Regions from separate parts of the Homo sapiens genome. Here all the other regions are linked to region 1. Evidence: chromatin loops called from intact Hi-C (ENCODE). Cell type or tissue: heart left ventricle. All regions are shown on one strand.

What was found. Hi-C counts contacts between places; a loop is a spot of excess contacts. Peaks named below come from ENCODE experiments on the same cell type or tissue, not always from the same donor. Only the 100,000 strongest peaks of a DNase experiment are listed, where the experiment ranks them.
Region 2: it touches region 1 in a loop (2.7-fold over the local background); 10 of 110 quality-filtered maps call a loop at or near these places.
Region 3: a loop joins it to region 1, with 2.5 times the contacts of the local background. A loop is called at or near these places in 15 of 110 quality-filtered maps.

The regions. Positions count from the first base shown.
Region 1 is chr18:21,327,139-21,335,138 of GRCh38, forward strand. All of the region lies in intron 1 of GREB1L (GREB1 like retinoic acid receptor coactivator), which reads left to right. Among named protein-coding and RNA genes, the nearest start is that of GREB1L-DT, 88 kb to the left of the region's middle. In heart left ventricle, no CTCF peak of the experiment used is centred here; a DNase peak (open chromatin) is centred at 3,061; H3K27ac peaks cover 1,455 bases.
Region 2 is chr18:21,390,339-21,398,338 of GRCh38, forward strand. GREB1L (GREB1 like retinoic acid receptor coactivator) reads left to right here. Exons shown (of 33, transcript NM_001142966.3): 5 at 5,047-5,223. The region is part of intron 2 of GREB1L-AS1 (GREB1L antisense RNA 1); the gene reads right to left. Among named protein-coding and RNA genes, the nearest start is that of GREB1L-AS1, 57 kb to the right of the region's middle. RefSeq lists an enhancer at 657-1,509. In heart left ventricle, no CTCF peak of the experiment used is centred here; no DNase peak of the experiment used is centred here; H3K27ac peaks cover 271 bases.
Region 3 is chr18:21,271,600-21,279,599 of GRCh38, forward strand. The region is part of intron 1 of GREB1L (GREB1 like retinoic acid receptor coactivator); the gene reads left to right. Among named protein-coding and RNA genes, the nearest start is that of GREB1L-DT, 33 kb to the left of the region's middle. In heart left ventricle, no CTCF peak of the experiment used is centred here; no DNase peak of the experiment used is centred here; H3K27ac peaks cover 997 bases.

The DNA.
Region 1 (8,000 bases):
CTAAGGTTCCAATCTGTTCTTGAATTCCCTCCTGGGGAGTCCAGGTGTTAGTAACACAAGGTAAACAGAAAGGCCCTCAGGCATGTCATGATGCAAATTCAACTCACACACATACAAAGGGCAACACTCCCATCCAAATTAATGGGATGACATTTGCTGAAGTCCTCAAACTAGAAACTTCCCAGTTATCCTAGGCTTCCCTCCCTTCCTCATGTCCCAGACCTGTTGGGTCACTAAACCCTGTCGACTCAGCATCCTACGTAAGCCTTAAATAAACGACATCTCAGCTCCACTCTCCTTGCCAGTCCCTCCTCATCTCTCATCTAGACCATTGTAGTCATCTCCCTACTGGGCTCCCTGCTTTTGGACTGTTCCTCTTCCTGTTCCCACTCTTCCATTTTTATCTTTGAATTATCTTTTTGAATTATCTCCTGTGAATTATCTTTTTGAAAAGCACATTTGATCACACCATTCTTTTGAGTACAGTCTTCAAGGACTCCCTTTTATCTGTTAAAAAAAAAAAAAGGAAGAAAGAAGAAGGCCCCAACCTTTCTTTTTTTTTCTTTTTTTTGGTGGGGTGGGGAGGTGGGGGGCACGGAGTCTCACTCTGTTACCCAGGCTGGAGTGCAGTGGCTGCGATCTCGGCTCACTGCAAGCTCTGCCTCCCGGGTTCACGCCATTCTCCTGCCTCAGCCTCCCGAGTAGCTGGGACTACAGGTGCCTACCACCATGCCCGGTTAATTTTTTTTGTATTTTTAATAGAGACGGGGTTTCACCATGTTGGCCAGAATGGTCTTGATCTCCTGACCTCGTGATCCGCCCGCCTCAGCCTCCCAAAGTGCTGGGATTACAGGCGTGAGCCACAGCGCCCGGCCAACCCCAGCCTTTCTTAACCTAGCTCCACTCTCTAGCCTAACTTCAGGACCCACATAAAGCTACACCTACTTCTGCCTGTTTCTTTATGAAGAATGTCTTCAGCTTCAACCTTTCTCTGTCATGAACTCCTGGTCATCTTTGAAGTCCTGATTCAGTGCCATTGCCCCCCCCCGTTCCCCAGGATGTTTAAGCACTGTGTGTGCTCCTCTATGAGAGCCCTAATCACACTGGATGGAATTGTCTGAGCTGTGAACTTCTGGATAGTGTAGTCTTGTTCATGTGTGTATCCTCAGCATCTGTCCCAATGCATTGAATCGAGTGAAATAAAAGCAAGTACAGGATATGCTTTGTGTATCCCAGTAAGACCCCAACCTGAAAATAGTGCCAAGACAACCAGGAAACTGACCAGTGGTCCAGCTGAGCTGCATGAAGCAGAATTAGGCACAGAAAGTCTGCAGTAGTTCAAATGGAGTCCTGAGAAATTGTGTCCAGCCCTCATGTCACCCTGGCCTGCCCTGATCTTCTTTGCTTGTTCTGCCTAACTTCTTCATTCTATTCTCTCACTTGCTCAGGGGGGTCTATTTGGCTTAATCTGTTGGACCTGCTCCTTTCTTAGCACTGAAGGCTGATGCATCTGATACGTGCATGTGTGTGTGTGTACGTGCATATGTGAATATGTGTGCATGTGTGTGTATGTGTCTCAAGATGAACTCCCAGACATAGAACTGGGTGTGTCCACTTAGGGGGTTGTATGAATCAGGGGGAAAGGGGAAAACAGGAAATGATAGTAATCAGTTATTATGTACTGTTTGCCAAATGTCAGGATTTGTATTTAATTGTTAAAACCACCTTGTGAATGGTAGTCACCATTATTATTATCCCCACTTTACAGATGAGTTAACTGAAGCAAAGAGAGACTGAGTCACACACACCCTTGAAATGTGGGGGAGCTGGGATCCAGTCAGCATATGTCTTAATCCAGAGTCACTGCTGTAAGCACAATTAGACTTAAAATATTGTAATGGAGGCCAGGCACAGTGGCTCACACCTTGTAATCCCAGCCCTTTGAGCGACCAAGGCAGGCAGATTGCTTGAGGCTGGGAGTTTGAGACCAGCCTGGCCAATATGGTGCCACCCCCATCTCTACTGAAAATACGAAAATTAGCCAGGCATAGTGGTGTGTCCCTGTAATCCCAACCAGTTGGGAGGCTGAGGCACGAGAATGGCTTAAGCCTGGGAGGTGGAGGTTGCAGTGATTAGAGATCAGGCCACTGCACTCCAGCCTGGGCGACAGAGTGAGACTCTGTCTAAAAAAAAAAAAAAAAAAAAAAATTGTAATGGACCATATTACAATTGACCCTTGTCTTACAAAGATCTCTGAAGGGCAAAATAATGAAATGTTTGCTTTTCCTTGAGTTTTTTTGTGAGCACTGGTATTTTTTTTTCTCATGAATGATTTAACTCCAAGGATAATTGTGGGCAAAAAGATACTCCTTTTGAACTTGGACTTAATCTCAAGGACTTGATTGCTTTTCCACCCAGAGTGTCCAAGGAAGACTTTCCAGACCTTTTCCTGGGTCTTACGCACCTGGCTTTGAGCAGCATTAGTAGCCTATTGCTCAAGTTTCATTCTAACCATTAGTAAATGTTTATTGGTCTCCTTGACGAGATGCCTTATGATGCAAAATAGGTAAACAAAAACAATGAGGATTGGTCCCCCTTCCCCAAAACAACCCTCACAATCCTGTTAATTTCTGGTCCTCTGCTGCTGAGGGAACACTTTAGAGTTCCCTCTGGGCTGCTGCATGCATTTCCCATCTAGCCCCCTCTCCTGTGTTACTTTCACTACCAACTCACTCTTTCTTGATTTCCAGATTCTCTGTATTCAAATTCTGGAGTATATCCTACATTCCAATTTCTTGGCACTCCTCTTTACCCACAATGGTTTTTTTTTTGGGGGGGGGGGGTCTTTATCTTGGATATAACTTTTTCCCTAGGTCTTCAAAGGGGTCATCAATCCTGCATTTAACTTTGTAACTGAAGAAAAACCATAATTAAGCCAGTTCTTATAGAACATGTGGGTCCTGGCTATGGGTCAGCTGTCAATTGCTCTGTTGGCTGGGCAGGCAGGTCAGCTGGAGAAGAAGCCCCAGAGTAGGGCCAGGCAGTGGCAGTCTGTCCTAACCATGCCAAGGGCAGCACCAACGAGCTGCAGCCCTGGCTCGTGAGGGCTGGCCTCATTATTTGGAAATTGGGAAGGATAAACAAATATTTTCACAGGGTGCGTCCAGAACTGAGTATTCAAGGTCACTGTGGTACAGACAGAATGCATGGTGTCAGTGTGTCCTAGTGTCTGGCCTTAAGTGGCCTCTCTTGGCAGCATCTGTAAAGAACACAGAGCATGCTGTAACCTCTGCTGTTGATACTGGGTGCGCTCTTACCACCACTTAGAAATCTCTAGATCCGTTTCCATTTCGTGTTGATTGCTTTGAATGTAGAGCCCAGCTTGCATTTTCTGTGGATTGGACCTTTGCCCTGCATGTTTTGCTCCTCCACTTGAAACTGACCTATACTGCTCTGACTCATTAGTCCCACCCATGGAAGTGGCAAGTACTCACAGGAAGTCTCAAATGGCCTTTGGTTTTCTTCCACTGAGGGGGGTAAGAACACACAGACATACCTAAGTCTCTCTTTGAAAAAACTTTACTAGAATGAGTCTGAAAAAAAAAATTTTAAGGGAGTGTCAGAAGCAAACTTGCTTCCTTGACATACCTAATTTTTTTTTGGATGATAACATATGCCATCCCAACTCCCCACTTCCTCCCGACCTAGATAGCATTAATGGAGGTAAAAAGCACTGAGTGACTGTTAGAATTTTTAAAAATCACAACATTATATAAGTATTGGCTTTTTCTTGCTCTTTAATGGAAATGTCCATCTGCATACAGTATAGGTTATAACACTTTCTAATATACATATACTGTTCCATAGTTTTGAGAATTTCTTTTTTATAAATCAACATCAGGCTATTTCATCTGCGGAGTTTTTTTCTGGCTTCAAAATCAGTGCCTTGTCATTAGCAAACTTCACTTACTAGTTTTAGTCAAGTCTGAGCTACACAATGGTTGAATTGGTGACTATTATATTTGTTTAACTGCTGTAAAGTAAGTTTGCAACAATAGATGCTTGCACTTAAATAGGCATGCAGAGCATTGGGGCCCTATCAATCATGCAGAGATTTCCCTCCTGCTGTCTCCTCTGATGGACAATTCTGCTGATGTGGATATTCAAAAAGAAGGGATCAGGAAGAACAGATGATGGATAAAGACAATCTTCTGTCTTGAGAGGAAATCGGAGAAATCCCTTTAAGGAATTTCTTTGTCATGGTGTCAGAAGATTAATTATGCTCGTGTGAGAACAGCTTTCTCATTGGGTAAAAAGAGACATTATCCTTCTGACTTGTGACAGAAGATTTTCAAAGAAAGAGAGTTAAAGATTTCAGCTGCTCTAAAATCTTCTTATTCTGTTGTCTTCTAAGAATTCTTGGAGACCCCTGGATTACATCCATGACATTCAAGGAGTAATGAATGAATCTGGAATTTCTGTTTCAAGAAATTCCTCCTCCTGTTCCTCATGCAGATCTTCAGAAACCTTAATACCTGAGTTTGTATATCAGCTTTAACAATGACATAATAATGTAGGTGATAACTTATTACAAACCAGGAACAGTTTCTTGTAGTGATATGGCAGAGGAGATACGGGCAGTACAACCAAAAATTGTACAGAAGATTAATAAACACAGTTTTTAACAAGGCAATGAATTCTATAATCTGAAAAGGTATCTTTAAAAAATTCACTTAATTGTATGATTTAATTTAGTTGTAAATAGTGATAATATTTAAGGTATTTACATTCTTCACAGTCACTCTGAACAAAACAAATTGGTATTCTGAAAAACCTTTGAAAGTTAGAGACTCAATATATTTCATGGAACATAAGAATAGTAAAGTTGTTCCAAGTAACTTTATTTTCCAGATAACTGAAACTTCAAAACTTAAACAACAACAACAAAAAAGATTTCAATGAAAAATCTTCCTAAAATTCATTAGTTAATACTCTGGCTTTTAAATAATGCACATTAACTGACCCAGGGTCATAAATATGAAGATCTGCTGTTGTACTACATTGAAATACATTGTCATCCTCAGGGACTGTTGAAGCATGGTGTAGGGTTATTTGCCTCTATGCTAAGTGGCCTGAGCAGCCGCATTTTTATTTCTACTGTCACTTTTTATACAAATGGAGTCTCTTTCTTTCAGGTAAGTTATGTTATCTCTTCTCCCTAGAATGTATTTATCATGTTGCTGGTAAATGGCTATTTTGCTTTATACCTGAGGGTAAGCCTGTACCTACAAAACAAACCAGTTCCGTTTATTTTCTTATTCCACTCTAAAAAAAAAAAAATTTTTTTTTCTTTTGAGATGGAGTCTGGCTCTGTTGCCCAGGCTATAGTGCAGTAGCACAATCTTGGCTCACTGCCATCTCCACTTCCTGGGTTTAAGCGATTCTCCAGTCTCAGCCTCTCAAGTAGCTGAGATTACAGGTGCCTATCACCATGCCCAGCTAATTTTTATATTTTTAGTAGAGGTGGGTTTTCACCATGTTGCCCAGGCTGATCTTGAACTCCTGACCTCAAGTGATCTACCTGCCTCACCCTCCCAAAGTGTTGAGATTACAGGCGTGAGCCACCACACCTGGCCTACCACTGTAAAAATTTATTTTTGGCCAGGTGAAGTGGCTCAACACCTGTAATCCCAGCACTTTGGAAGGCTGAGATGGTAGAATCACTTGAGCCCAGGAGTTCGAGACCAGCCTGGGCAACATAGTGAGACCCTGTCTCTACAAAAAGTTAGATAATTAGCTGGGTGTGATGACATATACCTGTAGTCCCACCTGCTTAGGTGGCTGAAGTAGGAGGATCACTTAAGCCCAGGAGGTTGAGGCTGACTGCAGTGAGCCATGATTACACCACTGCACTTCAGCCTGGGTGACAGAGACCCTATGTTAATACACACACACGCGCGCGCGCGCGCGCACATACGGTCTCTCTTATTTCTGGGTATCTAACTGGTTCTAGGCTAGGTAGTAGAGGTTTCCCAGAAGTCTGGTGCCTGGAAGGATGTATTACTATACATGCACATATACACACTCGCATGCACTGGGTTCATTTATTATAACTGGGTTCATTTATTAACTATTAATTGTATAGTGATAGTGATACAATATTTATGTTATGTATAATGTATTATCTTAGTTACTCTGTGATTATATCATCAGGGTAATAGTTTTATATCAGAGCCTTAAGAATAGATTTCTAAGGCCGGGCATGGTGGCTCATGCCTGTAATCTCAGCACTTTGGGAGGCCAAGGCAGACGGATCACCTGAGGTTGGGAGTTTGAGACCAGCCTGGCCAACATGGTGAAACCCTGTCTCTACTAAAAATACAAAAATTAGCTGGGTGTGGTGGCAGGTGCCTGTAATCCCAGCTACTTGGGAGGCTAAGGCAGGAGAATCGCTTGAACCCAGGAGGTGGAGGTTGTGGTGAGCCGAAATCATGCCATTGTACTCCAACCTGGGGGACAAGAGTAAAACTCTGTCTCAAAAAAAAAAAAAAAAGAATTCTAGTCTGGGTTTGGTGGCTCACCCCTGTAATCCCAACACTTTGGGAGGCTGAGGTGAGAGGATTGCTTGAGGCCAGGAGTTCAAAAGCAGCCTGGGCCACACAGCAAGACCCCATCTCTACAAAAAATTTAAAAATTAGCTCAAAGTAATGGCATGTACCTGTAGTCCCAGCTACTTGGGAGACTAAGGTGGGAGGATTGCTTGAGTCTGGGAGGTTGAGGCTGCAGTGAGTCATGGTTGTGCCATTGTACTCCAGCCTTGGTGACCGACTGACGAAGATCTTGCCTAAAAAAAAAAAAAAATTACATTTCTAGTGACTGTACCACTTTAGATACTTCTTCCCTACCTTTCCTAGGGCCCCAACATTGCTATTGTGAAATGGTAGTCAAACCTTGGTTTTAAATAAAAATGAACTATTACATTCCTCAAGACAAAATCATTAAAATGTGCGTTAAATATTAGCTAATGTTAGTAAGTTTTGCAGTAACTATAGTAATTGTAGGGTCCGATTCAGATTTTTGTAAGAGTTTGTAGCCATGACGAAGTGAGTGAGTCTTGTTTTAATTCCACTTGGTATCAGTACCTGGGTAAATAGATTTAGGTTCAAAATTTAGAAATTTTGAGTTTTGAGCAGGATCTAAACTTTATTATCAGTTCCATATCCAGTTTGAGTTTTTTGAAGATGATAAAACTAAAGTGATGATTCTCATGAAACATAGAAAGTGTTTAAGAAACAGTTCCAGGAAAATAAAAGTCCAAAAAAGTTTTCTTCTTCCTTTGTGAAGAGGGAATTGATGATTCTGTTACATTTTGTCTTGCTGGATAAAAAAATCACCCCATTATTGATCACGAGGTCAGGAGATCGAGACCATCCTGGCTAACACAGTGAAACCCCGTCTCTACTAAAACAAACAACAACAAAAAAAATTAGCCGGGCATAGTGGCACACGCCTGTACTCCCAGCTACTCAGGAGGCTGAGGCAGGAGAATCACTTGGACCCAGGAGGCGGAGGTTGCAGTAGGCTGAGATTGCGCCACTGCACTCCAGCCTGGTGACAGAGTATGACCCCATCTCAAAAAAAAAAAAAATTGCCCCATTATTATCCTTTTGTGCTCTCTTTTAGCAGGATGAATTAACCTTTGAGAGGCTTTAATTAAAACTGGAGGTAATTCATCTTGATGACTTAGAACATTTGAAGATAAAAGTTTACTAATTAATAAAAAATATAGCCAGTTACAGAAAATGTTTCTCTCTTTGTCTTTGTGAGCCTACCATTAAAAGAGAACAATCAATTTATCCCCCCACTAGCTGTATGAATTCAGTGGAAAAGAACTTTGGGTTTTCTCCTTCCTAAACCCTTGCTAAATTGTTCTGGCAGTACATAAAAGTGGGTCATTTGTACCTAACATATTTTACTGATGCTCCATTAATCTTAGTGAC
Region 2 (8,000 bases), 63 kb after region 1:
AGGAGGTATTCCAGAAGATGGCATTATTATCATAGGAGATGACCCTCCAAGCATGTTTTTGCCCTGAAGACCTTCCAGTAGGACAAGATATGGAGGTGGAAGAGTGATATTGATGATTCTGACCCTGTGTAGGCCTAGGCTAATGTGTGTGTTTGTGCCTTAGTTTTTAACAAAAAAGTTTGTTTGTTTGTTTGTTTTTGTTTTTGTTTTTGTTTTTGAGATGGAGTCTCGCGCTGTCACCAGGTTGGAGTGCAATGGCGCAATCTCGGCTCACTGCAACCTCCGCCTCCTGGGTTAAAGTGATTCTCCTGCCTCCACCTCCTGAGTAGCTGGGACTACAGGCGCCCACCACCATGCCCAGCTAATTTTTGTATTTTTAGTAGAGATGGGGTTTCACCATATTGGCCAGGATGGTCTCAATCTCTTGACCTTGTGATCCACCCGCCTTGGCCTCCCAAAGTGCTGGGATTACAGGCGTGAGCCACCGCGCCAGGCCAACAAAAAAAGTTTAAAAAGTAAAAAACAAAACAAAACAAAAATTTTAATACAAAAAAGCCTTATAGAATAAGGATATAAGAAAGAAAACGTTTTTATACAGCTATACAAAGTGTTTGTGTTTTAAGTTTTATTATGAATCAGAAGGTTTTTAAAAGTTAAAAAGGTGATAAAGTTAAAAAGTTACAGTAAGCTAAGGTTAATTTATTATTGAAGAAAAAAACATTTTAGTAAATTTAGTGTAGCCTAAGGGTACAGCATTTACAAAGTGTACAGTAATGTCCTAGGCCTTCACATTCACTCATTACTCACTCACTGACTCACCCAGAGCAACTTCCAGTCCTGCAAGCTCTGTTTTAAGTGACTTATACAGGTGTGTCATTTTTTATCTTTTATATCGTATTTTCACTGTGCCTTTTCTGTGTTTACATATGTTTAGATACACAAATACTTAACCATTGTGTTACAACTGCCTATAGTATTCAGTACAATAGAATGCTATCCAGGTTTGTAGCCTAGGGGCATTAGGCTATACCATCTAGCCTACATGTGTGGTAGGCTGTATCATCTGGGTGTGTGAAAGTACACTCTATGATGTTCACACAACAAAATCGCCTCTTAGAATGCATCCATGTGGTTAAGTGATAAATGACTGTATATGAGTCAGAGAGGTGTTAATGAGGTCAAAGGAGCAGTTAATTAGGAGTTAAGAGACCTGGGTTCTGGATCTACTGTTTCTGGTGGTTGAGTATTTGGCCTTGGGCCACTTTCTTAGTCTCTTGGGGCCCTTCTTTCATTTACATATTAAAGAGGTTAGAACAGATCTGTGTTCCTCAATCGTTGACTCACAAATGTCTCTTATAATAGTGTGTAATCTTTTGAATTCAGAGATTTAAAAATTAATTCTGTCATTACATGGCATGTGATAAGGACTTGATTTTAAATAGAAAGTAATTTTAGATTGGTTTGTTTGTTTATTTATTTATTTATTTTGAGACAGAGTTTCACTCTTGTTGCCCAGGCTGGAGTGCAGTGGTGCAATCTCGGCTCACTGCAACCTCTGCCTCCTAGGTTCAAGCAATTCTCCTGCCTCAGCCTCCCGAGTGCCTGGGACTACAGGTCCATGCCACCACCCCCAGCTAATGTTTGTATTTTTAGTAGAGACAAGATTTCGCCATGTTGGCCAGGCTGGACTCGAACTCCTGACCTCAGGTGATCCACCCGCCTCAGCCTCCCAAAGTGTTGGGATTACAGGCGTGAGCCATTGCACCTGGCCTACTTAGATCAGTTTATTCATATACTGTTTGATATTCATGCTGTACAAGAAAGATTATCTACAGGGTTAGTACCAGTCTTGAGTGTTGAGTGCATTGAATAAGGTAATCTATATAGTATTTAGCACTGTGCCTGGCTATGGCAAGTGCTCCATAAGTTTTAGCTGCCATCATCATCATCATCAATTCCCAACTTTCAAACCTGTGAGCCCTGTTCCTTAATAGAGGTGGGTGGACACAGCAGATTTTTTTTTTCCAATGGGTTCCATGTATCCATAGGCTCCAAAAAATATTTGTAAACGAAGTAATATGACCGACATATTTAATGACTATTTTCCAAATAAATATAAATGATATTTTGAACAAATGCAGATGCACTTAAAATTGCTAAAGAATTCATAAGTTTTTATATTTTTTCTTAATTCATGAACTTCTAGAGTTAAATTGACTTTTAGAGTTTAAATTGACTTTTATTAATGTTAAAAAGGGATCTATAAGCTTGAAATGATTGAGCCCTGCAGTCTTGATAATTTTATTCTTTCTTCTGTTGACTTTTCCCAATTCTATTAGGCTTGTTTTTGAGGTTTGGTGACCCAAACTATATGGTAAATTTAATATGCCCCACCGCTTCATCCATTTTTTTAAATTTAAATTTTAATTTTTTTTCTTTAAAAAAAAAATTTAGACAGGGTCTTGTTCTGTCACCCAGGCTGGAGTACAATGGCACAATCCTGGCTCACTGCAACCTCTGCCTCCCTAGCTCAAGGGATGCTCCCATCTTAACCTCCTAGGTAGCTGGGACTACAAGCACTCACCACCAGGCCCGACTAATTTTTGTATTTTTTTGTAGAGATGGGGTTTCGCCCTGTTGCCTAGACTGGTCTTGAACTCCTGGACCCAAGCGATCTGCCTCTTTGGCCTCCCAAAGTGCTGGGATTACAGGCGTGAGCCACTGCACCTCGCCTCATCCAATGTTTTCATGGTGTTTTCTTTTTTATTTCTCATGCCAGTAACTGATAGCATTCAATTATCTGTTGACACTTGGTTAAAATCATAACATGAATTGATGCTAGGAGAATCTAGCATGGTTTTTCCCTACTTTGTATTGGGCAATGATAATGGTGCTCTCCTCGGGTTTGTGTAGGGAGAGGTAGGCATCCTCCTTGCTTCCAAAATTTTCTGAAATAGCGTTTTTTTCCCTGTTCTTGAGAGCAAGTCTCACGCTGTTGCCCAGGCTGGAGTGCAGTGGTGCGATCTTGGCTCACTGCAACCTCTGCCTCCCTGGTTCAAGTGATTCCCCTGCCTCAGCCTCCCAAGTAGCTGGGATTACATGCATGTGCCACCATGCCTAGCTAATTTGTTGTTGTTGTTGTTTGTTTGTTTTTTGAGACAGAGCCTCGCTCTGTTGCCCAGGCTGGAGTGCAGTGGCGCGATCTGGGCTCACTGCAAGCTCCGCCTCTACAGGTGCCTGCCACCATGTCCGGCTAATTTTTTTGTATCTTTAGTAGAGACGGGGTTTCACCATGTTAGCCAAGATGGTCTCGATCTCCTGACCTCATGATCCGCCCGCTTCTGCCTTCCAAAGTGCTGAGATTACAGGTGCGGGTCACCGCGCCCGGCCTTTTTTTGTATTTTTAATAGAGAAGGGTTTCACCATGTTGGCAAGGCTGGACTTGAACCGCAACCTTAAGTGATCCACCCACCTCGGCCTCCGAAAGTGCTGGGATTACAGGTGTGAGCCACTGCGCCCGGCCTGAAATAGCATTTATCATACTTTTATTCAGCCTTTCTCGGTTGCAAATGACAGAAACCCAACTGAAAATGGCTTAGGTAAAATGAAGAAATTACTGAAAGAATTCCAAAGAAAAGGTTTCATGGCCAGACCTTGGGAAAGGCAGATACAGCGGGCTGAGGGATCCAGATACTGCCAGAACAGTCTTTCAGCCTCCTGCCTGTGCTGACGGAGTTCCCTCCCAAGTCAAGAGACAGGGCTGGCACTAAGCAGTCTGAGCCATGCTCTCCTTGGCTCCATGTTCAGATTTTCTAGGGGAAAGGCTTTGATGGGCCTTGTTTATGTCATATGTCCACCCTTGGACCAATCAACTATGGCCAGAAAGTTGGGCTATCAAAGTGGCCCAGTTGGATCAGGTCCTAGCTCCACATCAATTTGGAGTGTCACAACTCCCTGGGGAAGTCATATGATTACAGTGAGTACAGACGGAATCATTCCCCAGAAGATTTGCAGCAGAACTGTAGCTGTTCCCTATAACACTGTCTGTGATTCTTGGTTCCTTATACATTCTTCCAAATGACTGCAATGTGAGTTCTTGGAGGAAGTTATATTTGGTTCAATTCTGTATCTCCTGGTCTTGGACAGCATCTGTTGCAAATGTTTGTTTAATAAACAATGAACAGATGAATTCATATAATACATTATGATATACAAAGTGGTTATGTAAGATTTTGTCACATCTTGTCATGTCATGTCATGGTAAAAAGTGAAATGCTGTAACAGTTTTGGCCCGTTCATCTAGGAGTCACCAAATTCTGAGCTTCAGTCTTTTCCTCTGTGAAAATAAAGAGTATCTCTATTCTGACACTGTACCCATCTAGAGAAGTGAATTTGGATTGGAAGTAAAATAATCGTATTACATGCACATAAAAACTACGTGGTTTTCAAAGTTTGTTGTGTATTCACCATTGCCCCACTTGTTGACCAGACTCACGCCTGTAATCCCAGCACTTTGTGAGGCCAAGGTGGGTGGATCACGAGGTCAGGAGTTCGAAACCAGCCTGGCCAACATGGGGAAGCTCCATCTCTACTAAAAAAAAAAAAAAAAAAAAAAATTAGCCGGGTGTGGTGGCGCACACGCCTGTAATCTCAGCTACTCGGGAGGCTGAGGCAGGAGAATCACTTGAACCTGGGAGGTGGAGGTTGCAGTAAGCCAAGATCCCACCATTGCACTCCAGCCTGGGCGACAGGGCGAGACTCCATCTCAAAAAAAAAAAAAAAAAGAAAAAAAAAAGAAAAAATATGAAGTTGTCGCTTTGGCTGAAGCGAAGCAGACGGAAATATTTCCTTTCAATGTCTTTTCAGCTTTGTTCAGAGGGCCACACTTGGCAGATTTGTCTTCTGGTTGGAGTATAGGGGTATAGGGACTTTAATTTAGTCTGTAATAGTGATTCTCAAAAATAAATCTACTCTCCAAATGAGTGATAAGAAGATATAATCTCACTAAACATTTCACTGTGTCCTTTTTTTTAAACTGGTTTTTAGGTTTTTGTCAAGCAGGAAAGGATTTGCGTTTGGTATCACTGTGTATGGAACAAATTGACATCCCAGCAGGATTCCTCCTGGTGGGGGCCAAGTCTCCCAATCTGCCTGAACACATCCTAGTTTGTGCTGTGGACAAGCGATTTCTACCAGATGATCATGGAAAAAATGCACTTTTAGGTGAGTGTTTCATGCTTATAAAATTCCTTCCAATATGAGGGAGTTAAAATACACATTTATTTAAAACTACTGCAGAATTTTAAAAAATATACCAGAGGATTATTTGGGGATTATATAGTTTAGTTCAATTATGAGACATTTTTTCTTTTAGTAACTTCTTTTTTTTTTTTCTTTTTTTCTTTTTTTGAGATGAAGTCTTGCTCCATCGCCCAGGCTGGAGTGCAATGGTGCAGTCTAGGCTCACTGCAACCTCTGCCTCCCAGGTTCAAGTGATTCTCCTGCCTCAGCCTCCCGAGTAGCTGGGACTACAGGTGCATGCCACCACACCCAGCTAATTTTTGTGTTTTTAGTAGAGACAGGGCTTCACCATATTGGCCGGAGTGGTCTTAAACCCCTGACCTCGTGATCTGCCCACCTCGGACACCCAAAGTGATGGGATTACAGGCGGTAACTTCTTAAACATTTATTTATTTTCTTTCTTTTTTTTTTTTCTTTTTTTTGAGACAGAGTTTTGCTCTTGTCACCCAGGCTGGAGTGCAGTGGCATGATCTCGGCTCACTGCAACCTCTGCCTCCTGGGTTCAAGCAATCCTCCTGCCTCAGCCTCCCGAGTAGCTGGGATTACAGGCGCCCACCATCACGCCCAGCTACTCTTTGTATTTTTAGTAAAGACAGGGTTTCACCATGTTGGCCAGGCTGGTCTCAAACTCCTGACCTCAGATGATCTGCCTGCCTTGGCCTCCCAAAGTGCTGGAATTACAGGCATGAGCCACCACGCCCGGCCTTTTCATTTTTATTAATTCTCAAAACACTTAGCTTAATTAAATGACTTTTTTGACCAGACATTTTTAAAAAGCATGCAATTTATCAAAAATTAATATTTTATAAAGAAAAGAGAATTCACTCTCTATAGTCATTGATATCAAGTCAGCTCTGATATTGGACCTGATATCAAGTCAACTCAATTATTTATCTGTGGATTATTCACTTTGTAAGTTATTTGTTGTTTTTCCATACCACTCATTCCAATGTCATATAGATAGATATTTCTATCTATACTTGTGTGATGTGATTCTCACTTTATATTTAACATTAGTTCACCCAAAATAACTAGGACTATGTATCTTTATATTTCTATCTATATGATATAAAATGTAAATGACTTTATCTAGAATTATTTTACTTTCTGATATTAGAGTCTGGGCTTTTTCACAACATAGCTTCCCTATATCACAAGAAATAACAGACTTGATTTATTTTATTTTAAATAATTAAAAAGATAAGAGAGCACATGAGATTTGTTGCTTTTCTACTGCTGCCATTTCTCTACTGTTGTTTTTGTTTCTCAGAATTTGTCTTACTATAGATGAAATCATGTTTCAGGCACAAATATCAGTAAAAAGGAAAAAGAATAGAGCAATGAATTCAAATATTGTATTGATCATGATGTGTATTTATTTTTGTAGTTTGATACATTCTTCCTAGTTATATAGTGTCATCAGAAAGTCTAGCAATACACTGATCAATAAGTGAGCCTGCACACGCTTTATAGAAGTTCCTTAAATTATAGCTTAAAGACTTTTTATGGTTCATAGGAAAAGAAATGGTAATTTTCATTTTTTATAAGGCTCTCATAAAAAAAGAACATTTTCGGCCTGGCACGGTGGCTCACGTCTGTAATCCCAGCACTTTGGGAGGTCGAGGTGGGCGGATCATGAGGTCAGGAGATCGAGACCTCTGGCTAACATGGTGAAACCCCGTCTCTACTAAAAAAAACCCCGTCTCTACTAAAAAAAACCCCGTCTCTACCAAAAATTAGCCGGGCGTGGTGGTGGGTGCCTGCAGTCCCAGCTACTTGGGAGGCTGAGGCAGGAGAATGGCGTGAACCCGGGAGGCAGAGCTTGCAGTTAGCGGAGATCGCGCCACTGCACTCCAGCCTGGGGGACAGAGCGAGACTCCGTCTCAAAAAAAAAAAAAAAAAAATAATAATAATAATTAGCTGGGCGTGGTGGCGCTTGTAGTCCCAGCTACTCGGGAGGCTGAGGCAGGAGAATAGCGTGAACCCGGGAGGTGGAGCTTGCAGTGAGCCAAGATGGCGCCCCTGCACTCTAGGCTGGGCGACAGAGTGAGACTGTCTCAGAAAAAAAGAAAAAACGTTTTCACTTTGTTTAGTGAAATTGAGCAGATGGTTTAATATAGAAGTCTAATGATAAATCTAATATGCTGGAGTAAATTAGCAGTGAAGATCCAACTACTCGTTTTTTCATTCAGCAGTATTTATTCAGGATGTACTGTGTGACAGAAATCACACGAGGCTCTTACGTAGGGACACAACAGTTAAAAGACTCAGTCCTGTTCCTCACAGAGCTTACTACCTAGTAGGCTGTAGTAGAACAACTTCAGAAAACTTTTTAGCATTTGAAAAGCATTATCGTCTCATCTAATGATAAACAGTTCAGGTGTGGCTCTGACTGTCGACAATGAAAATCTCTCATAATGCATTTTTTGTTCAATGATTCTTTGTGACTAGAGAATCCTCTTAGAATATGTCATGGAAAAGACACAGAAAACACCATCAGTATAATAGACTTCATAATCCTTAGAAATTAGGAGTGAGACCAAAGACCATGTGCTTTAGAATCAGAACTGTGTTCTAATCCCAGATTTGTCACTTAGTACTTTAAGAACTTCAGCAAGTATTTTAAGAACTTAAAGTCTTAGATTGCTCATGCATATAATGGGGCCATTAACGCCTACCTTGCCGGGTCATAAAGATCA
Region 3 (8,000 bases), 56 kb before region 1:
TATAGTCTTGCCACTGCATTCTAGCCTGTGTGACAGCAAGACCCTGTCTCAAAAAAAAAAAAAAAAAAAAAGAATGCATTTATTATGTTAGTCCAGAATGTAGCCCCCACTCATGCAGGTTGCTGTTTAAGTTAAGTAGAGGGGAAAAAGGGATGATGCCAGCCATGCAGGTTTCTTTTATCAGGGAAGGAAAACCTTTCCCAGAAATCCCTGCGGTGGACTTTCCATTAGGTTTCTTAGCTAGAACTGGGCTGCATGACCATCCCTCACTACAGGGGAGGCTAAAAGCGTGGGGAACAGAATTCTCATGATGAGTTTAGACCAACCAAAATCTTCCCTTAAAGCTGTGCAAATTGGCACCCCAAACAAAACTGGAGTCCTGTTAGCAAAGAAGTGGGGGTAGATACTAAAAACAGGACTAAGAATATCTGTCATTCATTATGTTCTTTAAAATTATGATTGACTACACACTACCCTCACAATGGAATGATTCATTAGGATAAGCTAACTGCTGTAGCACACATCCTTAAAATTCCACTGGCTTAATTACTTGCTCATGCTGTAGTCTGACACGGTGAGACACTTCTCCTTGCCGTCACTCAGGGATCCAGGTCCTTTCATCTTGTTCCACTACTATCTTCCAATTCTAGACTTCAAGATTGCTGTGGAAGGAAGAGAGCATATAGGGAAGGCAAACAACTCTTAACTGTCTTGTCCTTCACATCAGCCACGTTCCATTGTCAGAGCTAGGAAATGTTCGACCTTGTCTCCAGGGAGAGGAAGTGGGTTTGCTGTGCATCTAGCCAGCCTCTGCCACACTGCAGTTGAGTGAAATCTAGTTGTCACTGAAGACAGCTGACAAAATGGATAAAGGTATTTTTTTACAAATGTAAAAAATGGCTTTCATAAGAAGTTATAAATGGACTTATAATTTTTTGATATTTCTTAAAGATATTTCACCTACTTTTCCTCTTTATCAACGGTTAAAATATGAGGCAGCCTCAAGCACGTTATTTCCAAAACACCTTCCTTGACCTCTCCAGACAATAAGCAGCTCACTGCATTTACTTCTGTGCTGGGCTACCCCTTAGCTGTAATAACTGGTTGGCATACATCTCACTTGGCTCAAAACTCAGAGGGTGAAGACTATGTACAGTTCATCTTTTAATCACCAGGGCCTAATGCCAAGAAGATAATAAAAAAAGATGTAATTGAATTAATGTCCAAATAGATAAATGCATGTATTGACAAGAGTAAAACTTCAGACTAAAAAGAGAAAAAGCTAGTTTTAAATTCATGAAAATTTTTATTTATATAATTTTTATAAAAATGTTTTTCTCTGGCAGGCTGGGCACAGTGGCTCATGCCTGTAATCCCAGTACTTTGGGAGGCTGAGGCGGGTGGATCACCTGAGGTCAGGAGTTTGAGACCAGCATGGCCAACATGGCGAAACCCCATCTTTACTAAAAATACAAAAATTAACTCGATGTGGTTGCGGGTGCCTGTAATCCCAGCTACTGGGGAGGCTGAGGCAGGGAGAATCGCTTGAACCCGGGAGGCGGAGGTTGCAGTGAGCTGAGATTGTGCCGCTGCACTCCAGCCTGGGTGACAGAATGAGACTCCATCTCAAAAAAAACAAAAAACAAAAGTTTGTAGCATAAATGATAATGATAATTTGAACTAGCTGCTCACAAATAATTAACATATGTAGTAATATTTTGTCACATCTAGTTCTATTCAAGTGATTATGAGGTGAAGATCTTAAATTTTTTTCATAAATATATTAAGTATGCTGTTCAGTTTGAGTGGCCTTATATTTCACATCTGTGAAGAATAAATGAGATTTTTATTTTATTAATAATATTTGTCATACTTAACTATTTTAATTGTCTATTCATTAATTCAACCAACATTCAGTGAGTTCCTACGCAAACAGAAGATAACTAATACACACACTAATCTGTAATTATATAATTAAATGATTTTATTCGTTGGGATGAGGGCTAGAAAAGGTTAGACTAACTGGGAGTTCATAATTTGTCTTGGAGATTTAAGAAAGTTTTTGAAGAGGTTTTCTGTGTTGAGATGAAGAGGAAGATTGAGACAAAGCACAATGGAGAGTAGGGGAGAGAGCACTTCAGAATGTTTGAAGGTGCTAAGAGGAAGTGCTTGACACACGGGAGGAACTGAGAAAGAAGGCTAGGGCCATCGGCTGGAGGGACAGGACAGGTGGAGATGTAAGCATGGGCCTCCAGACCATGGTAAGGCCACTGGATCTTTACTTTAATGCATTTGTGCATGTGATTAAAAAAAAATGAAAGAAAAACTTACTGTTTTAGATGACAATGTATAATAAACATTTTAGCCATCATAAAATATTTTAGAATAAGATATGTAAATACTGTCTTAGTGCATTTTGGTTGCTATAACAAAAATACCACAAACTGGTTGGCTTATCAACAACAAATATTTATTTCTTACAATTCTAGACGCTTGGAAGTCCAAGATCAAGGCACCAACAGATTTGGTATCTGCTAAGGGTCCATTTCTTGATTCACAGATGATGCCTTCTAGCTGTATCCTCACATGGTAGAGGGGGCAATGGAGCTCTCTGGGGTCTTTTTTATAAGGTCACTAATTTCATTCATGAGGGATATAACCTTATGACCTGATTACCTCCCAAAAACTTAACTCCTAAAACCATCACCTTGGGGGTTAGGATTTCAACATATGAATTTTGGAGTGACACAAACATTCAGATCATAGCAAATACCAAGTATATATATATATACACACACACAAACAACACAATTTTTATTTTTATTTTTTGAGACTGGGTCTCACTCTGTTGCCCAGGCTGGAGTCCCGTGGCATGATAACGGCTCACTGCAGTCTCCACTTCCCAGGCTCAGGTGATTCTCCCACCTCAGCCTCCTGAGTAGCTGTGACCACAGACATGTGCCACCATGCCCGGCAAATTTATTTAGTTTTTATTTTTCAATTAAAAATACCGGCTAGGCACAATGACACATGCCTGTAATCCTGGCACTTTGAGAGGCTGAGGTGGGCAGATCACTTGAGCTTAAGAGTTTGAGACCAGCCTGGGTGACATGGTGAAACCCTGTCTCTACAAGAAAACTAGGCAGGCCTGGTGGAGTGCACCCATAGTCCCAGCTGCTTGGGAGGCTGATGTGGGAGGATCGCTTAAGCCCAGGAATTCAAGGCTGCAGTGAACTATGAGTGCGCTACTGCACTCCAGCCTGGGCAACACAGCAAGACCCCATCTCTAAAAAAATAATAATAATTAATTTAAAAAATTTTAAAATACCACACTTGTAATAACAATGAAAAAAATAAAATAGTCTGGGCTTGGTGGCTCATGCCTGTAATCCAGCACTTTGAGAGGCCGAGGTGGGCCGATCACGAGGTCAGGAGATCGAGACCATCCTGGCTAACACGGTGAAACCCCATCTCTACTAAAAATACAAAAATTAGCTAGGCATGGTGGCACACGCCTGTAATCCCAGCTACTCAGGAGGCTGAGGCAGGAGAATAGCTTGAACCCAGGAGGTCGAGGTTGCAGTGAGCAAAGATTGCACCACTGCACTCCAGCCTGGTGACAGAGTGAGACTCTGTCTCTAAATAAATAAATAAAAATGTTGGTTATATTTCATAAAGGGAAGGAGAGAAACTAAACTAGTTGAGAGAAATGTAGGAAATAGGTTTAAATAAGTGGGGGAAAATATTTTTGTTACAAGTATGTTATTTTAAAATTTTTAATTATTTATTTTTTTAGAGCTGGGGTCTTCTTCTTTTGCCCAGGCTGAAGTGCAGTAGCAGTATATATAATAAACAAAAAGCCTGGCCAACATAGTGAAATCTCATCTCTACTAAAAATGCAAAATTAGCTGGGCGTGGTGGTGCTCGCCTGTAATCCCAGCTACTCGGGAGGCTGAGGCAGGGGAATCACTTGAACCTGGGAGGCAGAGGTTGCAGTGAGCTGAAATTGCACCACTGCACTCCAGCCTGGATGACAGCCTGGATGACAGGATTAAATAAAATAAAGTGTTAATATTCTCTACATATAAAACATTCTTCCAATCAATTTTAAAAGAACAAATACCTCAGAAGAAAGGGATCTAGGGCAGAAGTTGACAAACTCATCCTAGACCAAATCCAGTCCATGTCTTATTTTGAAAATAAAGTTTTATTGAAACATGGCCATGCTTGTTCACTTGCATATCGTCTCTGACTGCATTTGAGCTACAGTGACGGAGTTGAATGTGACGTCGTTGAATGTGACGTCAAAACCAGCGATGTTTAGTCTCAGTTTCCTGACCTCTTATATAAAGAAAAATCCACTGTTGGTGGTCTTGGAAGACAATGTAGAGTCTCTTCTCTTTGGGATGGTTTTTGGTGGTTCCGTTTAGCTTCAGGAGAATGGACCAGTTGGGCTCTTGAGGTTCCTTCCTCATTCTCATTCTGTTTTATCTTGAACTTGTCTTGGGTCAGGTTTTTACATGCGAATGCCTACATAAGACCTGTCCTCTCTTATGCATTTATTCCCATTGGATCAGTCCTCAATCGACCAGTCTTTCTACCCTGATGACCTTCTTCTGCGACACCACCTCTTCCGTGGTAAACCAGTCCCGGAGGCCTCGGTGTTTTTAAGACCCATTCTCTGACCTTCATCAATACCTAACTCTCCAACCATTTATTCTTCTTTGCTCTTGCACTCAGGTTGTTGAGTTTTATTGAAGAAATTCACACAACCTGGGAAATGGGTGGTTCATTCCCACCCGTTCTACATTCACGGTCTCTCCCCTGGGCTGGGAACGCTGCCCTGAAATCTTACATGATTCCAAATAAGCTCCTCTCCAGTTACCTCTAAAGGGTGGCCAGCCTAACCTTTCTTCTCTCACATCAGCATGCCTGTTCCACCATCCTTTCCAGCTCTCTGAAAATGAACTTGGCTTCTACTGCACAGAGAAAATGGAGGCCTTCATGTAGTAAGTCCTGGATCTTAACCTTGTCTCATTCCTCAGAGTGAGGAATCCACTTGTGACACCTTCCTTCTGCTTTATTGTAAGCATTTTATCTCTAAAATGTTTTCTTTAGCTTATAAATTAGTTCATTTCTAGTCTTTCTATTAAAAAAAGGAAGAAAGGGAAGAAGGAAGGAAAGAAGGAAGAGAGAGGGAGATGAGGTGGGGAGAAAGAAGGAAAGAAAGAAAAGGAAGAAAGGAAGCGTTTTTGATACTTCTTTGGATCCTCCATTTCTCACCAATTGTCCTACACAGCTCTCCTTCCCTTTACAGCCCAGCCCTTTTTTTTTTTTTTTTTTTTTTTTTACGGAATCTTGTTCTGTCGCCCAGGCTGGAGTGCAGTGGTGCGATCTTGGCTCGCTGTAAGCTCCGCCTCCTGGGTTCACGCCATTCTCCTGCCTCAGCCTCCCAAGTAGCTGGGACTGCAGGCACCCACCACCACGCCCAGCCAATTTTTTGTATTTTTAGTAGAGACGGGGTTTCATCGTGTTAGCCAGGATGGTCTCAATCTCCTGACCTTGTGATCCGCCTGCCTCGGCCTCCCAAAGCGCTGGGATTACAGGCGTGAGCCACCGTGCCCGGCCCAGCCCAGCCTTTTGAATACAGGCTGTCCACTTGTCACCAGTTCCTCACTATGTCATAAGATTTAGCCTCCTGTGAGGCTCGTGCAGGTGCCCTGGCCAGGTTGCCATGCTAGGGGTACCCTTTTCATCCTTGTCTTCTTGGATTCTTTGGCGCTTATGATAGAGTTGGCTTTTGCCTCATTCTTAAAATGTGCTTCATTTTCTTTGTTGATACTGTTCTCTTTTAGTTTCCCACTTTGGTTTTTCCTCAGCTGCTTTGCATGCTCTTACTCATTTTCCTGCCTCTTAAGTAGAATTTCAATCCTTAGCCCCTTTTGTCACCTTCTTCCTAGGCAATCCCATGACCTTTGTACTAATGATTTGTAAATCTCTAGTCCCAGCCTAGGCCTTTGTGTAAACTCCTCCATTAAGTGCCTACTAGGAGATCTGCATGCCTAGATGTTCTAATGTGATCTCAAACTGAACATAGTCAAAACTCAACTCCCTGTCACCCCTGTCATGCCATCCACACCATGCCGTGCTGCACCCTGTCATACCGCATGAGCCACCAGACCGTCATGCTCTGTGACTTGTCTGTCTGCCCAATTCTATTTTGAGCTTCTTGAGGGCAGGGATCTCATTTTTTATCTCTGTATCTTCAGTGTCCGGTACATTGAGTCTGCTCAATGAATGTGTGAGAGAATGGAAGTAAGGAAGAAGAGTGAAAGCAAGAAAGTGCCAAAAATGTTCTCCTTACTCTAGGGCCTGCTGATAAAACACAACAAAAACTCATGAGGCCTGTCGAAATGGGTATAGCCATGACAAGTGACTTTTTATTTAGTGTTGAAGCCATTTAGGCTTATAGATTGAAGGATATTAAAGTTACAACAAGGCTGGGCACAGTGGCTTATGCCTGTAGTCCCAGCACTTTGGGAGGCCGAGGCGGGTGGATCACCTGAAGTCAGGAGTTCGAGACCAGCCTGGCCAACATGGCGAAACCCCATCTCTACTAAAAATATAAAAATTAGCCAGGCGTGGTGGCAGGCGTCTGTAATCCCAGCTGCTTGGGAGGGTGAGGCAGGAGAATCGCTTGAACCTGGGAGGCAGAGGTTTCAGTGAGCCGAGATCGTGCCATTGCACTCCAGCCTGGGCAACAAGAGCAAGACTCCATCTCAAAAAAAAAAAATAAATAAATAAATAAATAAATAAATAAATAAATAAATAAAGTTACAACAGCATCCTCCTCAAAACATGAAGTTTAGTGGTAAATGTTGAGAATTTTACATTTAACATTTAGCACACTTTTGCTTCGTACCTGAATTTTTGGTACTTGGTGGTATTGAGAGCACTCAGTGTAAAGTGTTCTGGGTGTAAAATGTTCTGGTATCAACTGTTTCTCAGTACTTTGAAGTCAGAATACTAATCCTTGAGCAATTCATAACACCAACTAAAAGATATGCAACCAAAAAAACACCAGTCATGTGGTAGATGTGTAGAAAAATTATGATTTTCAGAGTCCAGATTTGAATAAAATATCAGTCAGAAATCATAAGGAAAAGATATGTATGCCAAACTCAGTGCAGAAACCAATTGATTATGTATTTTTAAAATTCAGATTGTCTTAATGTCAATGTTTCATTAAGAAAAACTCAAGACTTTTGGAAATTTGAAACTAATTAACATTAGAATAGTCTAATAGTTACATTAGAATAGCAATAGTTCCTATACATCTGAACACATGTCCTATGAAGTAGTGTTATTTACAGCTAACTCCATGTTTCTTAATTTTCCTGACAAATACCTTATTGTAAAAATAAGCATTCAATAAAGTAAAAAAATCATTAAGACATTACCAAATCTAATATTTATATTAAAATCATTCTAAAAATGCAGTTTGTCTCATCATTTCAAATCCCTTCCTTGTTTAAAGAAAAGATTACATTTTAGAAAATTTGAGAAATAGAGAAAAAGGGCATCTATAATCCCACCAACTTCTTATAGCTTTTTGCAGAAACGTTTATTTTCATAATTGTAATTATATATGTAATTTTATATTCTTATTTTAAAGTTAGTATTTCTCTCATGAATATTTTTCTGTGATGTTACTGAATAGTTATTATTATAATTTCTTATGGAAGCCTAATTCCATCTAATTATATGCCTAAATTTCTTTATCATTTACTGGATACTTTAAATGAGATCCAGTGTTTTACTCTGTACTTACGGATCCCTTCCCAGCATACTTTGTACTTTTTCCTTAGGGTAGATTTTTGGAAGTAAAGTATTCAGTTGAAAGTTATACTTTTAGATACATAATATCTTAATAATTTTCCAAAAGATTCTTCCAATTTTTAATTCCCCCGGAATGTAAGAGTACCAATTTCACTGCGAAT